Linked DNA regions of Homo sapiens: region 1 is linked to region 2. Evidence: read pairs that join two places in POLR2A ChIA-PET (ENCODE). Cell type or tissue: B cell. All regions are shown on one strand. Links, peaks and the distances in the headings refer to the core of each region. The heading gives the core; the rest is flanking DNA.

Region 1 (10,552 bases), core at 1-8,000, 120 kb before region 2:
TCTGTTTATTTCTATACCTTTCAATACATGTTATTGTTGCAGATATTTGGCTTGAGAAATATAATCAGAAAACATACATCAGTTGTGGGTGGAATTAATCATATCTCTGGTATAGATTTTTCATGACAGTGTTGTTAGATGTACTTATATACAGAGGCGACAGCTTGCAGAGGACGACATAGTAAGGATAGGCAGAAAGAATTGTCTTCCTTTATTTTTTCAGAAGCCCAAACCAAAGTGGGAAATATGGCCGGGCGCTCTAGCTCATGCCTGTAATCCCAGCACATTGGGAGGCTGAGGCCAGCGGATCACCTGAGGTCAGGAGTTCAAGACCAGCCTGACCAACAGGGTAAAACCCTGTCTCTACTAAAAATACAAAAATTAGCCTGGCAAGATGACACACGCCTGTGGTCTCAGGTACTGGAAACTAGACAATTATAAATGAGCCAGGCTGGGCATGGTGGCTCACGCCTGTAATCCCAGCACTTTGGAAGGCAGAGGTAGACAGATAGATAGCTTGAGTCCAGGAGTTCAAGACCAGCCTGGGGAACACAGTGAAACCCTGTCTCTATAAAAGATGCAAAGATGGCCGGGCACGGTGGGTCAGGCCTGTAATCCCAGCACTTTGGGAGGCCGAGGCAGGTAGATCATGAGGTCAGGAGATTGAGACCATCCTGGCTAACACAGTGAAACCCCGTCTCTACTAAAAATACAAAAAATTAGCCGGGCGTGGTGGTGGGCGCCTGTAGTCCCAGCTACTCGGGAGGCTGAGGCAGGAGAATGGCATGAACCCGGGAGGTGGAGCTTGCAGTGAGCAGAGATCACGCCACTGCACTCCAGCCTGGGCAACAGAGCGAGACTCCGTCTCAAAAAAAAAAAAAAATGCAAAGATTAGCTGGGCCAGGTGTTCACCTGTAGTCCCAGCTATTCTGGAGGCTAAGGTGGGAGGATTGCTTGAATCTGGAGGGCAGCGGTTGCAGTGAGCCAAGATCCTGACACAGCACTCCAGCCTGGGTGACAGAGTGACGTGTCTCAATAAATAAATAAGCCCAAATATACTAAAGTAACTTTTTGTTTTTTGAGACAGAGTCTCACTCTGTTGCCCAGTCTGGAGTGCAGTGGTGCCATCTTGGCTCACTGCAACCTCTGCCTCCCAGGTTCAAGTGATTCTCGTGTCTGAGCCACCCAAGCAGCTGGGATTACAGGCATGTGCCACCACGCCCGGCTAATTTTTTTGTATTTCCTTTTTAGTAGAGACATGGTTTTGCCATGTTGGCCAGGGTGCTCTTGAACTCCTGGCCTCAAGTGATCCACCCACTCGGGCTCCCAAAGTGCTGGGATTACAGGTGTGAGCCACTATGCCTGGCCAAAAGTAACCATTTTGTTTAATTTTTTCTTTTTCTTTTAATTTTAAGTTCCAGGATCCATGTGCAGGATATGCAGGTTTGTTACATAGGGAAACGTGTGCCTCGGTGGTTTGCTGCACCTATCAACACATCACCTCGGTATTAAGTCCAGCATGTATTAGCTATTTTTCCTCATGTTCTCCCACCCCCCGCCACAGCCCCTGTTAAATTAATTTCTTATTCTCCTTAATATTCCATACACATTCAGATTCCTTCTCCCCTACAAAAATATTTGCTATTTTGTCCTTGCTATTTCTCATACTTAGATCATTCATACACTATATTTATTTTTTCATTAAACTATTTTAAAACCTTTGGAGTAAAGCATTTAAGTATTTATTTAATAAACCCTTCAGACCTCATGCTAAAGAAAACACCTAAGTGAACATTTTAAATTTTAATAGGTGCTTATCTATAGTATCCTCATTTCTCTTAAAAAAAAAAAAAAAAAAAAAAAAAAAAAAAAAGACCATCCTGGCTAACACGGTGAAACTCCGTCTCTACTAAAAATACAAAAAAAAAAAATTAGCTGGGCTTGGTAGCGTGTGCCTGTAGTCCCAGCTACTCGGGAGGCTGAGGCAGGAGAATGGCGTGAACTCAGGAGGTGGAGCTTGCAGTGAGCCGAGATCACGCCACTGCACTCCAGCCTGGGTGACAGAGAGAGACTCCATCTCAAAAAAAAGAAAAGATTATCACATCTTCTAAAAACATACATACTAGCCGGGTACGGTGGCTCATGCCTGTAATCCCAACACATTGGGAGTCTGAGGCGGGTGGATCACTTGAGGTCCGGAGTTCAAGACCAGCCTGGCCAACATGGCGAAACCCCATCTCTACTAAACTGCTGGGGAGGCTGAGGCGGGAGGATCACTTGAACCTAGAAGCCGGAGGTTGCGGTGATCTGAGATTGCGCCACTGCACTCCAGCCTGCGGCAGTGAGACTGTCTCAAAAAAAAAAAAAAGAAACATACATAATAGAGCAGAATAAAAACAAACCTGTCCTTTACCTGTCATCTCATATTTTGCAAGGGCTGAGGTCCTCACAGAGAAGAGAAATAGGCTGGGCGCTGTGGCTCATGCTTGTAATCCCAGCACTTTGGGAGGCTGGATCACCTGAGGTCAGGAGTTTGAGACCAGCCTGGTCAACATGGTGAAACCCCATCTCTACTAAAAATAGAAAAAAATAACCAGGTGTGGTGGTGTGCACTCTGTAACCCCAGCTACTCAGGAGGCTGAGACAGGAGAATCGCTTGAAACGCAGGAGGCGGAGGTTGCAGTAAGCAGAGATTGCATGCCACTGCACTCCAGCCTGGGCAACAAGAGTGAAACTCCATCTCAAAAAACAAAACAAAAAAAAAATGAGGAAGGGCATTTCTTGCTTAGTGCCTTTTAAACACCTGATAGAACTCTCTGGAAGCTGTGTTGGACATGGGTGCAAGTTGCAGTATGGTGCAGTCCTGGCTCAGTAGGAGGTTCCATCAACCAGGAGCCCCTTTGTTATTCTGTTTCTGTTTTTTCATGGTGGATAATGTCTATGATGTTGTGGGTACTACATAGGTGAGACTATATAGCACAGCCTCTACCTTTATAAGTGGTGGCAATAAGCATGTGATTAACTGTCATACAACCACAGAGCAAACAGATTTCAGGGAAAAAAAAACACACTTTAGTCCTTTATCAATAACGCCCCCTTTCTCAATGGGCTAGACTCCTCTTTGTTCTTCCCTATACCTTTAAAGAATACAACTATCAGCTTACAAGAAAAACTTTTCCTAAGTCCAAGGACAGGAGAGGCGCAGTGGCTCACCCCTGCAATTCCAGCAATTTGGGAGGCCAAGGTGGGTGGATCACCTGAGGTCAGGAGTTCGAGACCAGCCTGACTGACATAATGAAACCCCATCGCTACTAAAAAAAATACAAAATTAGCCAGGTGTAGTGGCACGTGCCTGTAATCCCAGCTACTCAGGAGGCTGAGGCAGGAGAATTGTTTGAGCCCAGGAGGTGGAGGATGCAGTGAGCCAAGGTCATGCCATTACACGCCAGCCTGGTCAACCAGAGCAAAACCGTCTCAATCAATCAATCAATCAATCAAGTCCAAGGACAGAACAAACAAAAGTAAAATACCTTATTCCTCTTCTAAGCTTCTTAAATTGCTAGGCCTTGGTTTATTGACAAAATATTGTCATGATTGCATGTTTTATTTGCTTTACAATGGTTTCGTGGTCTTATTTTATTTCAAACACTTGATGTTATAGTAAGCTATCTTCTGCATCAATGAGGAAAAAATAAAACTGATATTTAAAAATGCATTTTAGAAATTTGGTGCAGTGGCCAGGCGCGGTGGCTCACGCCTGTAATCCCAGCACTTTGGGAGGCTGAGGCGGGTGGATCACAAGGTCAGGAGATCGAGACCATCCTAGCTAACACAGTGAAACCCCATCTCTGCTAAAAATACAAAAAATTAGCCGGGCGTGGTGGCGGGCACCTGTAGTCCCAGCTACTCGGGAGGCTGAGGCAGGAGAATGGCATGAACCCGGGAGGCAGAGCTTGCAGTGAGCCGAGATTGCGCCACTGCACTCCAGCCTGGGCGACATAGCAAGACTCTGTCTCAAAAAAAAAAAAAAAATTGTTGCACTAATCCTTTTATTAGCGCTGCTAAGAGATAGCACAGGGTCAGGCTTACATTTGTGTTTTATTGAGAAGCCCAGCTCCTAATGGAAATCTTAATGAACAGGGAAATGACAAAGGCAGTCTGATGCAGGTCTTGAGGACGTCCTCAAGGTCCTGAGGGAACCAGCCAGAGAGTGCCTCAACCTCTGTATTCAGAAGTTTGTGGAAGGAGAGGCTGCGCACTTTATCAGTCCTTGTTTCCACAGAGGATTTGAATATTTTGAATGAAGAAAAAGCATTCATGGTGAATGTGAAGGATTATATACCTTGGCACATGAGGGACACTGTTTCCCAAACTCATACCCACCACCTTCACAATGTTGCCAAAACCACTCACTACCTGTACTAATATATATGGATGTGTGTAGAAATATATGTGTGTGTGTATATATATATATATAGACAGTCTGGCTCTGCTGCCCAGGCTGCAGTGCAGTGGCACAATCTTGGCTCACTGCAACTTCCACATCCCAGGTTCAAGCAATTCTGCCTCAGCCTTCCAAGTAGCATGCACCACCATGCCTGGCTAAATTCTTTTTGTATTTTTAGTAGATACGGGGTTTCACCATGTTGGTCAGGCTGGTTTCAAACTCCTGACTTCAGGTGATCCACCCACCTCGGCCTCCTAAAGTTCTGGGATTATAGGCGTGAGCCATGGAGCCCAGTGTATTTTTTTTTTTTTTTTTTTTTTTGAGACGGAGTCTCACTCTGTTGCCAGGCTAGAGTGCAGTGGTGCGATCTCGGCTCATTGCAACCTCTGCCTCCTGGGTTCAAGCGATTCTGCTGTGTCAGCCTCCCAAGTAGCTGGGACTACAGGCACCCACCACCATGTCCAGCTAATTTTTGTCTTTAGTAGAGAAGGGGTTTCACCATCTTGGCCAGGATGGTCTGGATCTCTTGACCTCATGATCTGCCCACCTCAGCCTCCCAAAGTGCCAGGATTACAGGCATGAGCCACCACCCCCGGCCTATTTTTTTTTTTTTTTTTTTTTTTTAGAGACAGGGTCTTGCTCTGTAGCCCAGACTGGAGTGCAGTGGTGTGATCATAGCCTTGAACTCCTGGGCTCAAGGGATCCTCCTGCATCAACCTCTTGAGTAGCTGGGATTACAGCTTGAAGCACCTTGCCTGGCCCTAAATAAATATTTTTAAAGGAACCTTTGGACAGAGGAATATGTTAAATGAAACTACGGGGATGTAAGCAGCAAACTCCAGACCCTCAACCCGTAAAACAACCCCAGCTTCTTCAACAAATAAATTGCAAGGAAAAAGGGAAGGGAAACCTAGTAAAACTTAAGGCCAGGTTCAGTGGCGCACGCCAATGATCCTAGAACTTTGGGAGGCTGAAGGGGACAGATCTTTTGAGCCCAGGAGTTTGAGACCAATGTGGGCAACATGGCAAAACCCTCTGTCTACAAAAGATAGAAAAATTAGCTGCCACTAGGGTGCATGCCTGTAATCCCAGATATTCAAGAGGCTAAGGTGGGAGGATCACTTGAGCCCAAAAGGTTGAGGTTGCAGTGAGCTAAAATTGTGCCACTGCACTGAAGCCTGGGCAACAGAGTGAGACCCTGTCTCAAAAAGAAAAAGACAGTTAAGAGACATCAATCAAATAAATGCATGACACTACTTTGGATTCTAATTGGATTCTCATTGGGAAAAAGAGAAACTTGAGTAAGAATTATTGTCAGGGCCGGGTGCGGTGGCTCACACCTGTAATCCCAGCACTTTGGGAGGCCCAGGCGGGCGGATCACAAGGTCAGGAGATGGAGACCACGGTGAAACCCCGTCTGTACTAAAAATACACACAAAAAAATTAGCCGGGCGTGGTGGCGGGGCGCCTGTAGTCCCAGCTACTTGGGAGGCTGAGGCAGGAGAATGGCTTGAACCCGGGAGGCAGAGCTTGCAGTGAGCCGAGATCGCGCCACTGCACTCCAGCCTGGGTGACAGAGCGAGACTCCATCTCAAAAAATAAATAAATAAATAAATAATTGTCGGAGCCAGGGGTGGTGGCTCATGCCTGTAATCCCAGCACTTTGGGAGGCTGAGGCGGGCGGATTCCAAGGTCAAGAGATCGAGACCATCCTGGCTAACACGGTGTAACCCTGACTGTACTGAAAATACAGAATTAGCGGGATGTGTTGGCGGACGCCTGTAATTCCAGCTACTCGGGAGACTGAGGCAGGAGAATCGCTTGAACCCGGGAGGTGGAGGTTGCGGTGAGCCGAGATGGCGCAACTGCACTCCAGCCTGGGCAAGAGCAAAACTCTTATCTAAAAAAAAAAAAAAAAGGCCGGGTGCGTTGGCTTACGCCTGTAATCCCAACACTTTGGGAGGCCGAGGCGGGTGGATCACGAGGTCAGAAGATCCAGACCATCCTGGCTAACACAGTGAAACACCGTCTCTACTAAAAATAGAAAAAAAATGAGCTAGGCGTGGTGGCGGGCGCCTGTAGTCCCAGCTACTTGGGAGGCTGAGGCAGGAGAATGGTGTGAGCCCGGGAGGCAGAGCTTGCAGTGAGCCGAGATCACACCACTGCACTCCAGCCTGGGCGACCGAGCAAGACTCTGTCTCAAAAAAAAAAAAAAAAAAAGAATTATTGTCAGTTTTCTTGAGTGTGATAATAGTATTTAGTCTGCTGAAATTGCTTGCTGATGAAATTGTACAGGGCACTGTACAGCACTTCATATCACTTGACCCAATACACAAAAAAACTCAGGAGTCTGAAGTGGGAGAATCACTTGAGCCTAGGAGTTCAAGAGCACCCTGGGCAACATAGACCCCATCTCGAAAAACTAAAATAAGTGGCCGGGTGCGGTGGCTCACGCCTGTAATCCCAGCACTTTGGGAGGCCAAGGCGGGCAGATCACGAGATCAGGAGATCGAGACCATCCTGGCTAACACGGTGAAACCCCGTCTCTACAAAAAATACAAAAAATTAGTCAGGCGTGGTGGCACACGCCTGTAATCCCAGCTACTCGGGAAGCTGAGGCAGGAGAATGGCGTGAACTCAGGAGGCGGAGCTTACAGTGAGCCGAGATCACGCCCCTGCACTCCAGCCTGGGCTACGGAGCTAGACTCCGTCTCAAAAAAAAAAAAAAAAAGAAAAGAAAAAAGAAAACTAAGTCAGTTTATAGCTCACAAGCACACATTTTCAGTATGAAACTTAATAGGCTGGGGCCTGGTCCATACTCCTATAAAGGGAGACAGATTTTGGCTCAGTCTAAGGAAATCCAACAACTAGGACACCAACAATAGGTTTCCTTTGGGAAAGAGTTTTTTGGGTTTTTTTTTTTTTTTTTTGAGACAGAGTCTCGCTCTGTCGCCCAGACTGGAGTGCAGTGGCGTGATCTCGGCTCACTGCAAGCTCCGCCTCCCAGGTTCACTCCATTCTCCTGCCTCAGCCTCCTGAGTAGCTGGGACTACAGGCTCCCGCCACCACGCCTGGCTAACTTTTTGCATTTTTAGTAGAGACGGGGTTTCACCGTGTTAGCCAGGATTGTCTCGATCTCCTGACCTTGTGATCCGCCTGCCTCGGCCTCCCAAAGTGCTGGGATTACAGGCGTGAGCCACCACGCCAGGCCGAGGTTTTTTTTTTTTTTTTTGAGACAGAGTCTCGCTCTGTAGCCCAGGCTTGAGTACAGTGGCACGATCTCAGCTCACTGCAACCTCCGCCTCGCAGGTTCAAGCGATTCTCCTGCCCCAGCCTCCTGAGTAGCTAGGATTACAGGTGCCCGCCAGCACTCCCGGCTAATTTTTGTATTTTTAGTAGAGATGAGGTTTCACCATCTTGGCCAGGCTGGTCTTGAACTCCTGACCTTGTGATCCACCAGACTGAGCCTCCCAAAGTGCTGGGATTACAGGTGTGAGCCACCGTGCCTGGCCTGGTTGTTTTTTTTTTGTTTGTTTTTTGTTTTTTGAGATGGAGTCTCGCTCTGTTCCCCAGGCTGGAATGCAGTGGTGTGATCTTGGCTTGCTACAACCTCTGCCTCCCAGGTTCAAGCAATTCTCCTGGCTTGGCCGCCAAGCAATTAGCTGGGACCACAGGTGTGTGCACACTGACATGCCTGCCTAATTTTTGTATTTTTAGTAGAGACAGGGTTTCACCATCTTGGCCAGGCTGGTCTTGAACTCCTGACCTCCCAATAATCTGTCCACCTCGGCCTCCCAGAGTGCTGGAATTCTAGGTGTGAGGTGCCATTCCCGGCCTCAAGTGGAGGTTTGATAACAACTGGCAAAAGGAGGATTCAGTGTTAGACTAGAAATTAGATGAGCTGATCCCCAGGAGCCTATGGTTCCTTGAATCCCTGAATGGGAGCATTAAGACCAGTGGAAATGAGAAAGAATTATTGATCACATCTCTACAAATGGGCATAAACTGTTCCTACCATTCAGTAGATAAACTGAGGCCACAGGCTGGGTATGGTGGCTTATTCCTGTAATCCCAGCCACCGCTGCACTCCAGCCTGGGTGACAGAGGGAGACTCTGTCTAAAAAAAAAATCAAACTAAAAAAAAAATAATAAATAAAATGAGGCTGGGTGCGGTGGTTCACACCTATAATGCCAGCACTTTGGGAGGCCGAGGCGGGGCGGATCTGAGGTCGGGAGTTCCAGACCAGCCTGACCAACATGGAGAAACCCCGTCTCTACTAAAAATACAAAAAAAATTAACCAGGCGTGGTGGCGCAGCCTGTAATTCCAGCTACTAGGGAGGCTGAGGCAGGAGAATCGCTTGAACCCAGGAGGCGGAGGTTGCAGTGAGCCGAGATTGCACTGAGCCAAGATCATGCCATTGTACTCTGGCCTGGGCAACAAGAGTGAAATTCCGTCAAAAAATAGTAATAATAACGAGGCCACAGTGGCTGTAACTGTGATAGCTACTGCTTTACATATCTTGCAGGCTGGGCATGATGGCTCATGCCTGAAATCCCAGCACTTTGGGAGGCCAAGGCAGGTGGATCGCTTGAGCCCAGGAGTTTGAGACCAGCCTGAGCAACAGCGCGAAACGTCATCTCCACAAAAGATACAAAAATTAGCCATGCGTGATAGTGCATGCCTGTAGTTCCAGCTGCTTGGGAGCTAGAGGGGTTGAGGCTGCAGTGAGTCGTGATAGTGCCACTGCACTCCAGCCTCGGAAACAGAGAGACCTTGTCTCAAAATAAATAAATAAATTAATTAATTAAAATATTGCAAATTCCTGACTGCCACCTGCAAGAAAACATGCCCTTTATGCTGGATATTGAAAGCAAATGCTTGCTTCTCAGGAGAATCTCACCAGGAACAGAACCTCTTTAGCTAAGTAGTACATGTGACCACAGTCTGATCAATACAATGGTTCCTGTGTTCCCCAGACTGTCTGGAGAGATCATCTACATCAAAATTGTCTACACATATAGACCATTTATTATGCCTTGATTTTAAGAACTGATGTTCTGAGACAACCAGGTTTTTTTTTTTCTGTTTTGTGTTTCTGTTGAAATTGAGATATTCAGACCGTAAAATCCACCCTTTTAAGGGCAACTGATTCATAAAGGCATTTTGATTTGATATTTACTCTAGGGAAGACTTTTGAAAAGGTGTTCTACCCAGCTAGAATAGCTTTTATTGTATTTATTTATATCTTGCCTTGTTTCATCAAGGAATTAAAGCAGTAACGTACTTGCATAAATAAAATTAGGAGCCATTTGAAAGATAAGCTAGAAGTTTATTTCAACACAAAGAATGTGAAAGAATGTAGAATTCATTCAGCAGAAAAATGTTAACCATCTTTTGCTTCCCATATGTCCTAGTTAAGGAGCTTTCTTTAGCCACATGGCTGCTCACCTTTCCTTCCTGTAACTCAAAAATAGTCACTTGCTGGTAAGGGTTCACAGTGCTGAATATGACACAGACTCAAAAAGAGAGAAGAATATTTACTTGTCATTTTCCCCCTTTTCTTTTTTTCTTTTTTGAGATGGAGTCTCGCACTGTCACCCAGGGTTGGAGTGCAATGGCGTGATCTCGGCTCACTGCAACCTCCGCCTCCCGGGTTCAAGCAATTCTCCTGCCTCAGCCTCCCGAGTAGCTGGGATTACAGACGCCTGCCACCACGCCCAGCTAATTTTTTGTATTTTTAGTAGAGATGGGGTTTCACTATGTTGGCCAGCCTGGTCTCCAACTCCTGACCTTGTGATCCGCCCGCCTCGGCCTCCCAAAGTGCTGGGATTACAGGCGTGAGCCACCGCGACCAGCGTATTTCTGTTTTCCTTCCTGCTTTATTTGCACTCATGTCCTTACGTACCAAGAAAAAGTTTGTAGGCAAACCTTTAGGCCCTCCTACAGCACAGGCGGGGCCAGACTCCTCACACATTCCCAGAGCTCTTTTTTGCCCCCATCCCATGATGGCACCCCAAACTCCCATTTCTTTGCTATCTCCACTGTCAGTAACCACCTGCGTGACCTTAGGTGAGTAACCTAAACCTCCCTAGACTGTTGTCG
Region 2 (12,747 bases), core at 2,287-10,286:
GTGGGCCACCACACCCGGCCTGGCTCAGCATTTTGGGAGGCCAAGGCGGGAGGATCTCTTGAGCCCAAGAGTTCAAGACCAGTCTAAGCAACATAGTGAGAAACCCATACCGATCTCTACAAAAAAAATAGAAAAAATTAGCCAGGAGCGGTGGTGCATGCCTGTAGCCCCAGCTGCTTGGGAGGCTAAGGTGGGAGGATTGCTTGAGCCCAGGAGGTTGAGACTGCAAATGAGCTGTGATCAAGCCACTGCACTGCACTCCAGCCTGGATGACTGAGATTGACCCTGTCTCAAAAAAAAAAAAAAAAAAAAAAAAAAAATGTGGGACAGATAAACTGGAAAATCAAGATGGCCCAGAGTAGACAGACAAGGCTGGGGAGGTTGTGTGTGGGAATGGCAGTCGGGAAATGCTTTATAGAGTGTCTGGGCCTGAAAGGGTAGAAAGACTTGGGAGGGGAATTCCAGTTAAAGGAACAACTGGAGCACAAGCTTGGTGCTAGAAAAAGAAGGAAGTGTGTAGCTACAATTCATGAAAGATGGGCAAAAGGGGAGTATTAGAATATAAAACTGGAAAGTATTTCCTGGGGAAAGCCAGATAAGCAGGACCTTGAATGCAAAGCTAAATCATTTGAATTATACATAGAAAAGAAAAAAAAACCGGGGAGAGTTTTTAAGTAGGAAAGTGATAAGACATTGGGGGATAAGATGGAGACAAGGGCATTAATTAGATTGCCATAGTAGTTTAGGCAAGAGGATTCAATGCTAACAAGTATAATGGCAGTGGAAGTGGAAAAGAGGGGATTTAGGTTAGGGGTCTCCAACTCACGTACAGAAATCAGCTAAGTAATGTAGGTAAGTGAAATGAACTGAGTTGGGACTCTGGTGAACTGGGCAGCCCTTTCACAGCTCCAGCTGATTGTTGCCTTGCGACAATATTGTCTCTGTGTGATCAGATAGTCAGTTTTCAAAAGAATCCAGAAGTCCAGAATTGTGTATTTACTCACGTTGAAATGTTGAATTTAAAATTTTTTGGCCGGGCGTGGTGGCTCATGCCTGTAATCCTAGCACCTTGGGAGGCCAAAGTGGGCGGATCACCTGAGGTCAGGAGTTAGAGTGAAGGGGTGGGTTGCCCCTCCACACCTGTGGATGTTTCTCCTAAGGTGGAACGAGAGACTTAGGAAAGAAAAAGACAGAGACAAAGTATAGAGAAAGAAATAAGGGGACCCGGGGAACCAGCGTTCAGCATATGGAGGATCCCGCCAGCCTCTGAGTTCCCTTAGTATTTATTGATCATTCGTGGGTGTTTCTCGAAGAGGGGGTTGTGTCAGGGCCACAAGACAATAGTGGGGAGAGGGTCAGCAGACAAACACGTGAACAAAGGTCTTTGCATCATAGACAAGGTAAAGGATTAAGTGCTGTGCTTTTAGATATGCATACACATAAACATCTCAATGCTTTACAAAGCAGTATTGCTGCCCGCAGATCCCACCTCCAGCCCTAAGGCGGTTTTTCCCTATCTCAGTAGATGGAACGTACAATCGGGTTTTATACCGAGACATTCCATTGCCCAGGGACGGGCAGGAGACAGATGCCTTCCTCTTGTCTCAACTGCAAGAGGCATGCCTTCCTCTTATACTAATCCTCCTCAGCACAGACGCTTTACGGGTGTCGGGCTGGGGGACAGTCAGGTCTTTCCCTTCCCACGAGGCCATATTTCAGACTATCACATGGGGAGAAACCTTGGACAATACCTGGCTTTCCTAGGCAGAGGTCCCTGCGGCCTTCCGCAGTTTTTGTGTCCCTGGGTACTTGAGATTAGGGAGTGGTGATGACTCTTAAGGAGCATGCTGCCTTCAAGCATCTGTTTAACAAAGCACATCTCGCACCGCCCTTAATCCATTGAACCCTGAGTTTGACACAGCACATGTTTCAGAGAGCACGGGGTTGGGGGTAAGGTCACAGAATCTCAAGGCAGAAGAATTTTTCTTAGTACATAACAAAATGGAGTCTCCCATGTCTATTTCTTTCTACACAGACACAGTAACAATCTGATCTCTCTTGCTTTTCCCCACATTAGAGACCAGCATGGCCAACATGGTGAAAACCCTTCTCTACTAAAAATTCAAAAATAAGCCGGGCGTGGTGTGGGTGCGGTGGCAGGCGATTGTAATCCTAGCTACTTAGGAGGCTGAGGCAGGAGAAGTGGTTGAACCCGGGAGGTGGAAGTTGCAGTGAGCCAAGATCACCCCACTGCACTCCAGCCTGGGGGACAAGAGTGAGTCTCAAAAACAAACAAAAAACCAAAATATGCCCGTGGGCCAAAGGTGGCCTTTGATTGTGAGTTTGCAACCTCTTGTGAGTGACATAGAATCTACTAGAAAAGAGGGCATTTTAAAAAAAGTAGGCTGGGTGGAGCGGCTCACGCCTGTAATCCTGAAGGGGGCCAGCCCCTCCACACCTGTGGGTATTTCTCGTCAGGTGGGACGAGAGACTGAGAAAAGAAATAAGACACAGAGACAAAGTATAGAGGAAGAAAAGTGGACCCGGGGACTGGCGCTCAGCATACGGAGGACCCGCACCAGCACTGGTCTCTGAGTTCCCTCAGTATTTATTGATCACTATCTCTACCATCTCAGCCAGAGGGATGTGGCAGGACTATAGGGTAATGGTGGGGAGAGGGTCAGCAGGAAAACATGTGAGCAAAGGACTCTGTGTCATAAATAAGTTTAAGGAAAGGTGCTGTGCCTTGATGTGCACGTAGGCCACATTTATGATTGACTTTACACAAACATCTCAGCGCAGTAAAGAGCAGTATTGGCCGGGCGCGGTGGCTCACGCCTGTAATCCCAGCACTTTGGGAGGCTGAGGTGGGTGGATCACGAGGTCAGGAGTTCGAGACCATCCTGGTTAACATGGTGAAACCCCGTCTCTACTAAAAATACAAAAAAAAAATTAGCCGGGTGTGATGGCGTGCGCCTGTAGTCCCAGCTACTTGGGAGGCTGAGGCAGGAGAATGGTGTGAAACCTGGGCGACAAGGCGAGACTCTGTCTCAAAAAAAAAAAAAAAGCAGTATTGCCGCCAGCATGTCTAACCTCCAGCCATAAGGCGGTTTTCTCCTATCTCAGTAAATAGAATGTACAATCGGGTTTTATACAGAGATATTCCATTCCCAGGGACTAGCAGGAGACAGATGCCTTCCTCTTATCTCAACTGCAAAGAGGCCTTCCTCTTTCACTAATCCTTCTCAGCACAGACCCTTTATGGGTGTCTGGGGGACGGTCAGGTCTTTCCATTCCCATGAGGCCATATCTCAGGCTGTCTCAGTGGAGAGAAACCTTGGACGATACCCAGGCTTTCTTGGGCAGAGGTCCCTGCGGCCTTCCGCAGTGCACTGTGTCCCTGGGTACTCGAGACTGGAGAATGGCGATGACTTTTACCAAGCATACTGCCTGCAAACACATTTTTAACAAAGCACATCCTGCACAGCCCTAAATCCATTAAACCTTGAGTCAATACAGTGCATGTTTCTGCGAGCACAGGGTTGGGGCTAGGGTTACAGATTAACGGTGTTTCAAGGCAGAATAATTTTTCTTAGTACAGATCAAAATGGAGTTTCTTATGTCTTCCTTTTTCCACATAGACACAGTAACAGTGTGATCTCTCTTTCTTTCCCCCACATAATCCCAGCACTTTGGGAGGCCAAGGCAAGCAGACTACTTGAGCCCAGGAGTTTGAGACCAGCCTGGGCAACATATGGAGCCCGTCTCTACAAAAATAAAAATTAGCTGCGTGTGGTGGTGCATGTGTATAGTCCCAGTTCTGGGGGAGGCTGAGGTGGGGAGGATTGCTTGAGCCCAGGAGTTCAAGGCTGCAGTGAGCTTTAATTGTGCAACAAATAGAGGCCCTGTCTCAAAAAAAAAAGAGGGTTTCACTCTTGGTCACTGTAACCTCAAACTCCTGCACACAAGCAATCCTCTGGGCTGAGCTGGGACTACAGGCATGGGCCACCGTGCCCAGCTAATCTATTTTGCTTTTTGAATAGACAGAGGTCTTGCTGTGTTGCCCAGGCTGGTCTCAAACTCCTGGGCTCAAGTGATTCTCCAGCCTTGGCCTCCCAAAGCAATCCCTAGGTAACAGACTCAGTCTGGCTTCCTGGCTCTGGCTTCTTCCCTTCTAGTTCATTCTCCACACTGTAGTCAGAGTGATCTTTACGAATAAAAACTCTGGTCGGTCGGGCACAGTGGCTCATGCCTGTAATTCCAGCACGTTGGGAGGCCTAGGCGTGTGGATCACTTGAGGTTGGGAGTTCGAGACCAGCCTGACCAACATGGAGAAACCCCATCTCTACTAAAAATACAAAATCAGCCAGGCGTGGTGGCATATGCCTGTAATTCGAGCTACTCAGGAGGCTGAGGCAGGAGAGTCGCTTGAGAAAGGCGGAGGATGCGGTGAGCTGAGATCGTGCCACTGCACTCCAGCCTGGCCAACAAGAGCAAAACCTCTCTCAAAAAAAAAAAAAAAAAAAAAAAGTCTGGTCAGGTCCCACTTCAGCTCACAATCAGTTCAGTGCCTCTCCATTGTCTTTAAGCTATAGCCCAAATTGATCAATACAGCCATTAAGAAGTGCTGCTAGGCCAGGCGCGGTGGCTTACCTGTAATCCCAGCACTTTGGGAGGCCAAGGCAGGCGGATTACCTGAGGTCAGGAGTTCAAGACCAGCCTGGGCAACATGGTGAAATCCCGTCTCTACTAAAAATACAAAAATTAGCTGGACATGTTGGAGTGTGCCTGTAATCCCAGCTACTCGGGAGGCTGAGGCATAAGAATTGCTTGAACCTGGGAGGTGGAGGCAACGATGAGCTCATCGCAACGATGAGCTGAGATCACGCCATTGCACTCCAGCCTGGGCGACAGAGTGAGACTCTGTCTCAAAAAAAAAAAAAAAAAAAAAAAAGCCCTGCTTCTAACAGGGCCAATGGCTCACACCTGTAATCCCAGCACTTTGGGAGGCGAAGGTGAGAGGGTCCCTTGAGGCCAGAGGTTTGAGACCAGCCTGGGCAACATAGTAAGATGAAACCCCCATCTCTACAGGAAAAAAGCCCTTCCTCCCTATCGCCACCCCTCCCCCAAGCCTAAACTACCCCTTCTCACCCACAGTCAACTCCCTGGGGTTTGATTTTATCTAGGTAAATCATCCTGCTATCTCTATTGTCTAGCAGAATACAATTCACAAATAGGACTCAATATACATTTATTAGTTACCTCTATAAGTTTTTTTCAGTTTGCCTCTTTATGTTGGGAATGCTGTAAATTTTTAAATGATCTTTTCTCAGCCAATTCATTGACTGTCCTACCTTACCAAATGATTTTGCTCTTAGAGAGGTCTGGAGAGTGTTTGTTCAAGGAGCAACCCTGCCCCCACCTGGCAGCAAGAGGCACTGCCTCAATTAATAGAGGAGAAGGATATGCAAATGACCAGTGCTTGTCAGGGAACTGGCAGAGACGTGACAGTGGAGAAAAGGCTCAAATTCTTTTTGAGATGGGGTCTCATTCTGTCACCCAGGCTGGAGTGCAGTGGCGTGATCTCAGTTCACTGCAACCTCTGCCTCCCAGGTTCAAGCGATTCTCTTGCCTCAGCCTCCTGAGTAGCTGGGATTACAGGCGCTGCAACCACTCCCAGCTGATTTTTATGTTTTTAGTAGAGACGGGGTTTCACCATGTTGGCCAGGCTAGTCTCGAACCCCTGACCTTAAGTGATCAGCCTGGCTTAGCCTCCTAAAGTGCTGGGATTACAGGCGTGAGCCACCACTCTGGGCCTCAATTTCTTTTCTTTTTGAACCAGGATCTCACTCTGTCACCTAGGCTGGAATGCAGTGTGTGATCACGGCTCACTGCAGTGTTGAACTCCTGGGCTCAGAGGATCCTCCCACCTCAGCCTCCTGAGTAACTGGGACTGTAGGCATGTGCCATCACACCCAGCTAATTCTTTAATTTTTTGGAGTGTGACAGTGCCTCACTATGGTGCCTAGGCGGGTCTCCAACTCCTGGGCTCAAGCGACCAAATTGCTGGGAAACAGGCATGAGCCACTATACCTGGCCCAACATAAATAGAATTTCCTGGGTTGTGGAGGAGTGTGACATTGAGGTGGTCTTCCAGGGAAGAGGTGCTTTTACAACTGCAGTGGGTAACATGGGTATCTGGGCTACCTGCTCATGCAATGTACTAATGTTTTCTGGTTCTGCTTTCAGCTTCATCATGAATATACCATTTCCATCTTTATATCTGACTAAAGGGTCTGTCTGACTTTATGACTTGATAGGTCTGACAAGACCCAATTCATAATGGGGCAGTTCTGGATGCTTCATAGTCAAGCTTTCCAGTAACAGCCCTGATGCTGTTTCTCAAAAGGCACCTACTTCCCTGCTTTGGACAGCTTGGCCTTGCTCCAGAATCTCAGGGACTTGCATTGTGCTTTTGCCATAGGAGCTTGCCATAAGTTCTACACTGAATCTTTTTTTCGCTACTGATACTTTGAACCCCCAGGATCTGCTGGATTGCATGGCTTAAGTGTGCATTGCATCCTAGACTTGATGCAGAGCCCTTTCCTGCTCAGAGTTTGAGTCAAAGTTGGCAGCTTAGCCGGTATGTGGGCTGGAGATATATTTCTAAGTCTGGATGTGACAGACACCACACCCGTGCATTCTTTTTGTCTTTAATGGTGGCACTAATCTCTGTCCCTCCCCAGGATGTGATACTGCTTTTGATTTACTATCATAGCTGAAGAGAGGGAGGGGTTTTAGAGATCTCTTTGTCTGTCCCACTATGATAGGTCTTACCTCTTAGGCCAAGGACCCAATGCGATTACTTCAACTCCTAAGTATATCAATCCTGTTAAATACTTGGTTTTTTTTTTTTTTGAGATGGAATGTGCTGGCTTGCAGTGGTGCCATCTGGGCTCACTGCAACTTCCACCTTCCGAGTTCAAGCAATTCTTGGTCCTCAGCCTCCCAAGCAGCTGAGGCTATAGGCGCGCACCAGCACGCCTGGCTAATTATTTTTTTTATTTTTATTTTTATTTTTGAGACGGAGTCTCGCTCTGTCGCCCAGGCTGGAGTGCAGTGGCGCGATCTCGGCTCACTGCAAGCTCCACCTCCCGGGTTCACGCCATTCTCCTGCCTCAGCCTTGCGAGTAGCTGGGATTACAGGCGCCCACCACCAAGTCTGGCTAATTTTTTGTATTTTTAGTAGAGACGGGGTTTCACTGTGTTAGCCAGGATGGTGTCGACCTCCTGACCTCGTGATCCGCCCGCCTCGGCCTCCCAAAGTGCTGGGATTACAGGTGTGAGCCACCACGCCCGGCCGCTAATTTTTTTTTTTGTTTTGAGACAGAGTCCCACTCTGTCGCCTAGGCTGGAGTGCAGTGGTGCAATCTCGGCTCACTGCAACCTCCACCTCCTGGGTTCAAGCAATTCTCCTGCCTCAGCCTCCCATGCCCAGTCCCCGTTTAAACACTTGGAACTGAGGAAATATCTAGTGATGGGTCCATGGACAAGCAGACTTACTATGAGCTAGTAAGTTTTGGCTAGGACTTCAGTTACTGCCTGACACCTGTAAGTCCCCACTGTAATGTGGGAATCATGATGAAGCTTTGGGTTTCCAGGTCTCAATGTCAGCTCAGATCTTGTGCCCAAAATCCTCAAAGTGTTTAGGCATTTCCCTTTACCCAGTGTACCGTTATCTGAGTAAGTGATATGTTGACATTCTCCCTTTTAGGAGGAACTGGCAGAACCGTTACAGTTTTAGCATCCTTTCGTAGGGATTTGTGTACCTCTTCAGTAATTGAGTTTTGGATGTGAAAGTTGTTTCAGCCAGGTGCGGTGGCTCATGCCTGTAATCCCAGCACTTTGGGAGGCTAAGGCAGTCAGATCACTTGAGGTCAGGAGTTTGAGACCAGCCTGGCCAATGTGGCGAAACCCCATCTCTACTAAAAATACAAAAATTAGCTGGGCATGGTGGCGTGTGCCCGTAATCCCAGCTACTAGGGAGGCTGAGGCAGGAGAGTCCCTTGAACCCTGGAGGTGGAGGATGTTGCAGTGAGCCTAGATTGCACCACTGCACTCCAGCCTGGGCAACAGAGCAAGACTCTGTCTCCCCCACAAAAAAAAAAAAAAAAAAAAAAGTTGGCTTAGATCCAGGAGCTGAATCAAGGATTTTGCCTGTTTATTGTGGTGATTGCCCTTAGCTGCCTCTTCCTCCTCTATTCTTGCCTTTTTCTGTTTGTAGATGCTTAGTAGCATCCTTTTTGGCTATCCGCATATTTTTCCCCTAAGGATGCCATGCTCTATTGTATCCACAACTCTGTGAATCAAACGCCTCATGGCTACCCCTGCAACATTGACAGTTTTATGGTAGTTGCATATTTCTGGCTTTTGGCAGCTAAGCAATGCTACCCAGCCTCTGTTACGTGTTGGGAGATACTTCCCCGTATATCTTGAGTAGCTCAGCTCTGACTGCTTCTCCTGTCATCAGCTGTGGACTGCTCAGAAGCCACCACTGAATTTCTAAGTGATGCTGATGTCCACCGATGTCACCAGTATATTCTTGATGGTCTTGTAAATGTGTCCTTCGGGTCCTTTCTTGGAACACCATTCTCTGGTCTCACATAGTACAGTATAGTACGTATATCTATTCCAGCATGCCCACTTTTTTCAGCCACTTTTTTTTTTTTTTTGGATGGAGTTTTGCTCTTGTCGCCCAGGCTGGAGTGCAATGGTACGATCTTGGCTCATTGCAACCTCTGCCTCCTGGGTTCAAGAGATTCTTCTGCCTCGGCCTCCCAAGTAGCTGGGATTACAGGTGCCTGCCGCCATCCCCAGCTAATTTTTGTATTTTTAGTAGAGACGGGGTTTCACCATGTTGGCCATGCTGGTCTTGAACTCCTGACCTCAGGTGATCCATCCTGATGGGAATGTTAATTGTGGTAGTTTCTTTGCTTTTTTTTGGCAGGTGGGGGGGTGGTCTCACTCTATTGCCCAGGCTGGAGTGCAGTGGCACGATCTTGGCTCACTGTAAACTCTATCTCCTGGGTCCAAGCTACTCTCGTGCCTCAGCCTCCCAAGTAGCTGGGATTACAGGTGTGTGCCACCAAACCTGGCTAATTTTTGTATTTTTAATAGAGATGGGCCTTCACCATGTTGGCCAGGTTGATTGCAAGCTCCTGACCTCAGGTGATCCGCCCTCCGCAGCCTCCCAAAGTGCTGAGATTACAAGGTGAGCCACCGCATCTGGCCCTGCTTTTTTGGTCTGTGAGCCAGAATAGTATCTGTTCTTATCCTCTAACATCTCATCAGTTCTGTACTTGAGGATACTTTATCAGATAGATTTTTGGAACAGGGAGATTGAATAAAAACTTAAACTTGCTCATCCTTTTTACAAGTCAATATAGTATTGCATTACCTCCATGAATGCTGTGGTTCTACCTTTTGGGGCAGATGTCAGTTAAAATTCAGACTGTCACATTCCACCGTATCTTTTGGTTTCTGGAAAAAACTTTAAGGTGAATCTGCTATTTCTTTTTTCTTCTTTTTCTTTTTCTTTCTGTTTTTTTGAGATGGAGTTTCTTGTTGTGCAGGCTGGAGTGCGATGGACTGATCTCGGCTCGCCGCAACCTCCGCCTCCCAGGTTCAAGTGATTCTCCTGCCTCAGCCTCCTGAGTAGCTGGGATTACAGGCATGCGCTACCACGCCCAGCTAATTTTTTGTATTTTTAGTAGAGATGGGGTTTCTCCATGTTGGTCAGGCTGATCTTGAACTCCTGACCTCAGGTGTTGCGCCCACCTCGGCCTCCCAAAGTGCTGGGATTACAGGTGTGAGCCACCGTGCCTGGCCTATTTCCCTTTATTCTTTCTCTTTTCTTTTCTTTTTTTTTTTTTTTTTTTTTTGATACAGAGTCTCGCTCTGTCTCCAGGCTGGAGTGCAGTGGCCCGACCTTGGCTCACTGCACTCTCCGCCTCCCGGGTTCAAGCTATTCTCCTGCTTCAGCCTCCCGAGTAGCTGGGATTACAGGCGTGCACCATCACACCCAGCTAATTTTTGTGTTTTTAGTAGAGACGTGGTTTCACCATGTTGGCCAGGATGGTCTCGATCCCCTGACCTTTTGATCTGCCTATCTCTGCCTCCCAAACTGCTGGGATTACAGGCGTGAGCCACCGTGCCCGGCTGCTTCCCTCTTTCTTTAAATTTAATTTAATTTTTAAAATTAAGATGTTTATCTCACTATGTTGCCCAGGCTGGTCTCAAACTCTTGGCCACAAACAATCCTCCCACCTCAGCCTTTCAAAGTGCTGGGATTATAGGCATGAGCCACCATGCCTGACCCCTTTTTTCTTTAACATTATGTTTTTGACACATTTTTGCCTATCTTTTATGTCCTGGTTCTTTCAAATTTAGTCATTTCTAGTATTCTAGTTAGAAATTTTCTACAAATTATTTTACAAATGTTCTACAAATTATTTTTCAAAAAAAATTTTTTTTTTTTGAGACAGTCTCACTCTTGTCGCCCAGGCTGGAGTGCAATAGCATGATCTTGGCTCACTGCAACCTCTTCCACCCAGGTTCAAGTGATTCTCCTGCCTCAGCCTCCTGAGTAGCTGCGATTACAGCCTCCTGCCACCATGCCCAGCTAATTTTTGTATTTTTAGTAGAGACGGGGTTTCACAGTGTGGTCCAGGCTGGTCTCAAACTCCTGACTTCAGGTGATCTGCCTGCCTTGGCCTCCCAAAGTGCTAGGATTACAGGTGTGAGCCACCACGCCTGGCCTATTTTTCAAATTTCCAAATTTTTACTACTATAACCAGTGCTGCAGTGAAATCTTTTATATATTGTTTTGTGTACATGTGTGAGAGTTTCTCTAGGGTATGAATCTAGCTAGGACTGTTGGTGGGTAAAAGGGTATTTTCATTCTTTTTTTTTTTTTTTTTTGAGATGGAGTCTCACTCTCTTGCCCAGGCTGGAGTGCAGTGGCACGATCTCCACTCACTGCAACCTCTGCCTCCTGGGTTCACGCCATTCTCCTGCCTCAGCCTCCTGAGTAGCTGGGACTACAGGCGCCCGCCACCACGCCTGGCTAATTTTTTGTATTTTTAGTGGAGACGGGGTTTCACCATGTTAGCCAGGATGGTGTTGATCTCCTCACCTCGTGATCTGCCCGCCTCGGCCTCCCAAAGTGCTGGGATTACAGGCGTGAGCCACCGTGCCCGGCCAAGGGTATTTTCATTCTATAGGCGGTTGCAAATTGCTCTCCTAGAACGGATGTACCAACTAATGTTGCCACTTATGCAATTTGTATCCTCCTAATCACTTGGTTTAGTCAGATGTTTTCATATTGCCAATCTGACGGACATGAAATTCTATTTTCTTGCCATTTTAATTTGCACTTTCCAGATTACTAATGAGGTTTTGTAATCTTTACCATTCTTTTGTATATCTAATTTTGTGAATTGGCTTTTTTGTTTTTGAGACGGTCTCATTCTGTCGCCCAGGCTGGAGTGCAGTGGTGTGATTTCAGTTCACTGCAACTTCTGCCTCCCGTGTTCAAGTGATTCTCCCACCTCAGCCTCCCGAATAGCTGGGACGACAGGCTTGCACCACCACGCCCCGCTAATTTTTGTATTTTTAGTAGAGACAGGGTTTCACCATGTTGGCCAGGCTGGTCTTGAACTCCTGACCTCAAGTGATCCACCCACCTTGGCCTCCCAAAGTGCTGGGATTACAGGTGTGAGACACCACGCCTGGCCTGAATTGGCTATTTCTATTATGTGATTAGAATAGAATTTCTATTTGGTGGGTGCCGTGGCTTACATCTGTAATCCCTGCACTTTGGGAGGCCGAGATGGGCGGATCACAAGGTCAGGAGATCGAGACCATCCTGGCTAATACGGTGAAACCCTGTCTCTACTAAAAATACAAAAAATTAGCCAGGCGTGGTGGCGGGCGCCTGTAGTCCCAGCTACTCTGGAGGCTGAGGCAGGAGAATGGCATGAACCCAGGAGGCGGAGGTTGCAGTGAGGCGAGATTGCACCACTGCACTCCAGCCTGGGTGATAGAGCGAGACTCCATCTCAAAAAAAAAAAAAAAAAAAAAAAGAATAGAATTTCTATTTGGTGATTTTTTTTCTTGATGATTATTGGTTTTTTTCGTACTGGTTTTTAGTGATAATTTATATGTTTCATCTACTTTGTTAGCTATATTAGTTTCAGATAGTATGTCTTCTATTTGTGGCTTGTCTTTTCAGTTTGTTATGGCAAATTGTGATGCATAATTTTTTCTCTTTTAATGTTGCACAATTTATTTGTCTTTTTCTTCATGATTTATTCTTTTGTGTATTTTTTTTTTTTTTGAGTTGGAGTCTTGCTCTGTCGCCCAGGTTGGAGTGCAGTGGCGCGATCTCGGCTCATTGCAACCTCTGCCTCCCGGGTTCAAGCTATTCTCCTGCCTCAGCCTCTTGAGTAGCTGAGATTACAGGTGCCTGCCACCACGCCCAGCTAATTTTTGTATTTTTAGTAGAGACGGGGTTTCCCCATGTTGGCTAGGCTGCTCTCTGGCCAGGCTTGTCTCGAACTCCTGACCTTGTGATCTGCCCGCCCTGGTCTCCCAAAGTGCTGGGATTACAGACGTGAGCCACCGCACCTGGCCTCTTTTGTTTCTTCTTTAAAACTCTTTTCTTATCCTGAGGTCAGAAAGATATTC

What was found. ChIA-PET counts read pairs that join two places held together with the same protein. Peaks named below come from ENCODE experiments on the same cell type or tissue, not always from the same donor. Only the 100,000 strongest peaks of a DNase experiment are listed, where the experiment ranks them.
Region 1: POLR2A ChIA-PET joins it to region 2 with 10 read pairs; 29 of 35 experiments call an interaction of 5 or more read pairs at or near these places.

What each region holds. Positions count from the first base shown.
Region 1 is chr11:62,738,561-62,749,112 of GRCh38, forward strand. TTC9C (tetratricopeptide repeat domain 9C) reads left to right here. Exons shown (of 3, transcript NM_173810.4): 3 at 1-76. Among named protein-coding and RNA genes, the nearest start is that of ZBTB3, 10 kb to the right of the region's middle. In B cell, for the core only: no CTCF peak of the experiment used is centred there; no DNase peak of the experiment used is centred there.
Region 2 is chr11:62,857,404-62,870,150 of GRCh38, forward strand. It overlaps a transcript of SLC3A2 not described here. Among named protein-coding and RNA genes, the nearest start is that of SNHG1, 7.9 kb to the left of the region's middle. RefSeq lists enhancers at 1-513, 514-1,487, 1,488-2,462, 3,631-4,535 and a silencer at 9,139-9,297. In B cell, for the core only: a CTCF peak has its summit at 5,408 (motif pointing left); a DNase peak (open chromatin) is centred at 5,408; H3K27ac peaks cover 265 bases.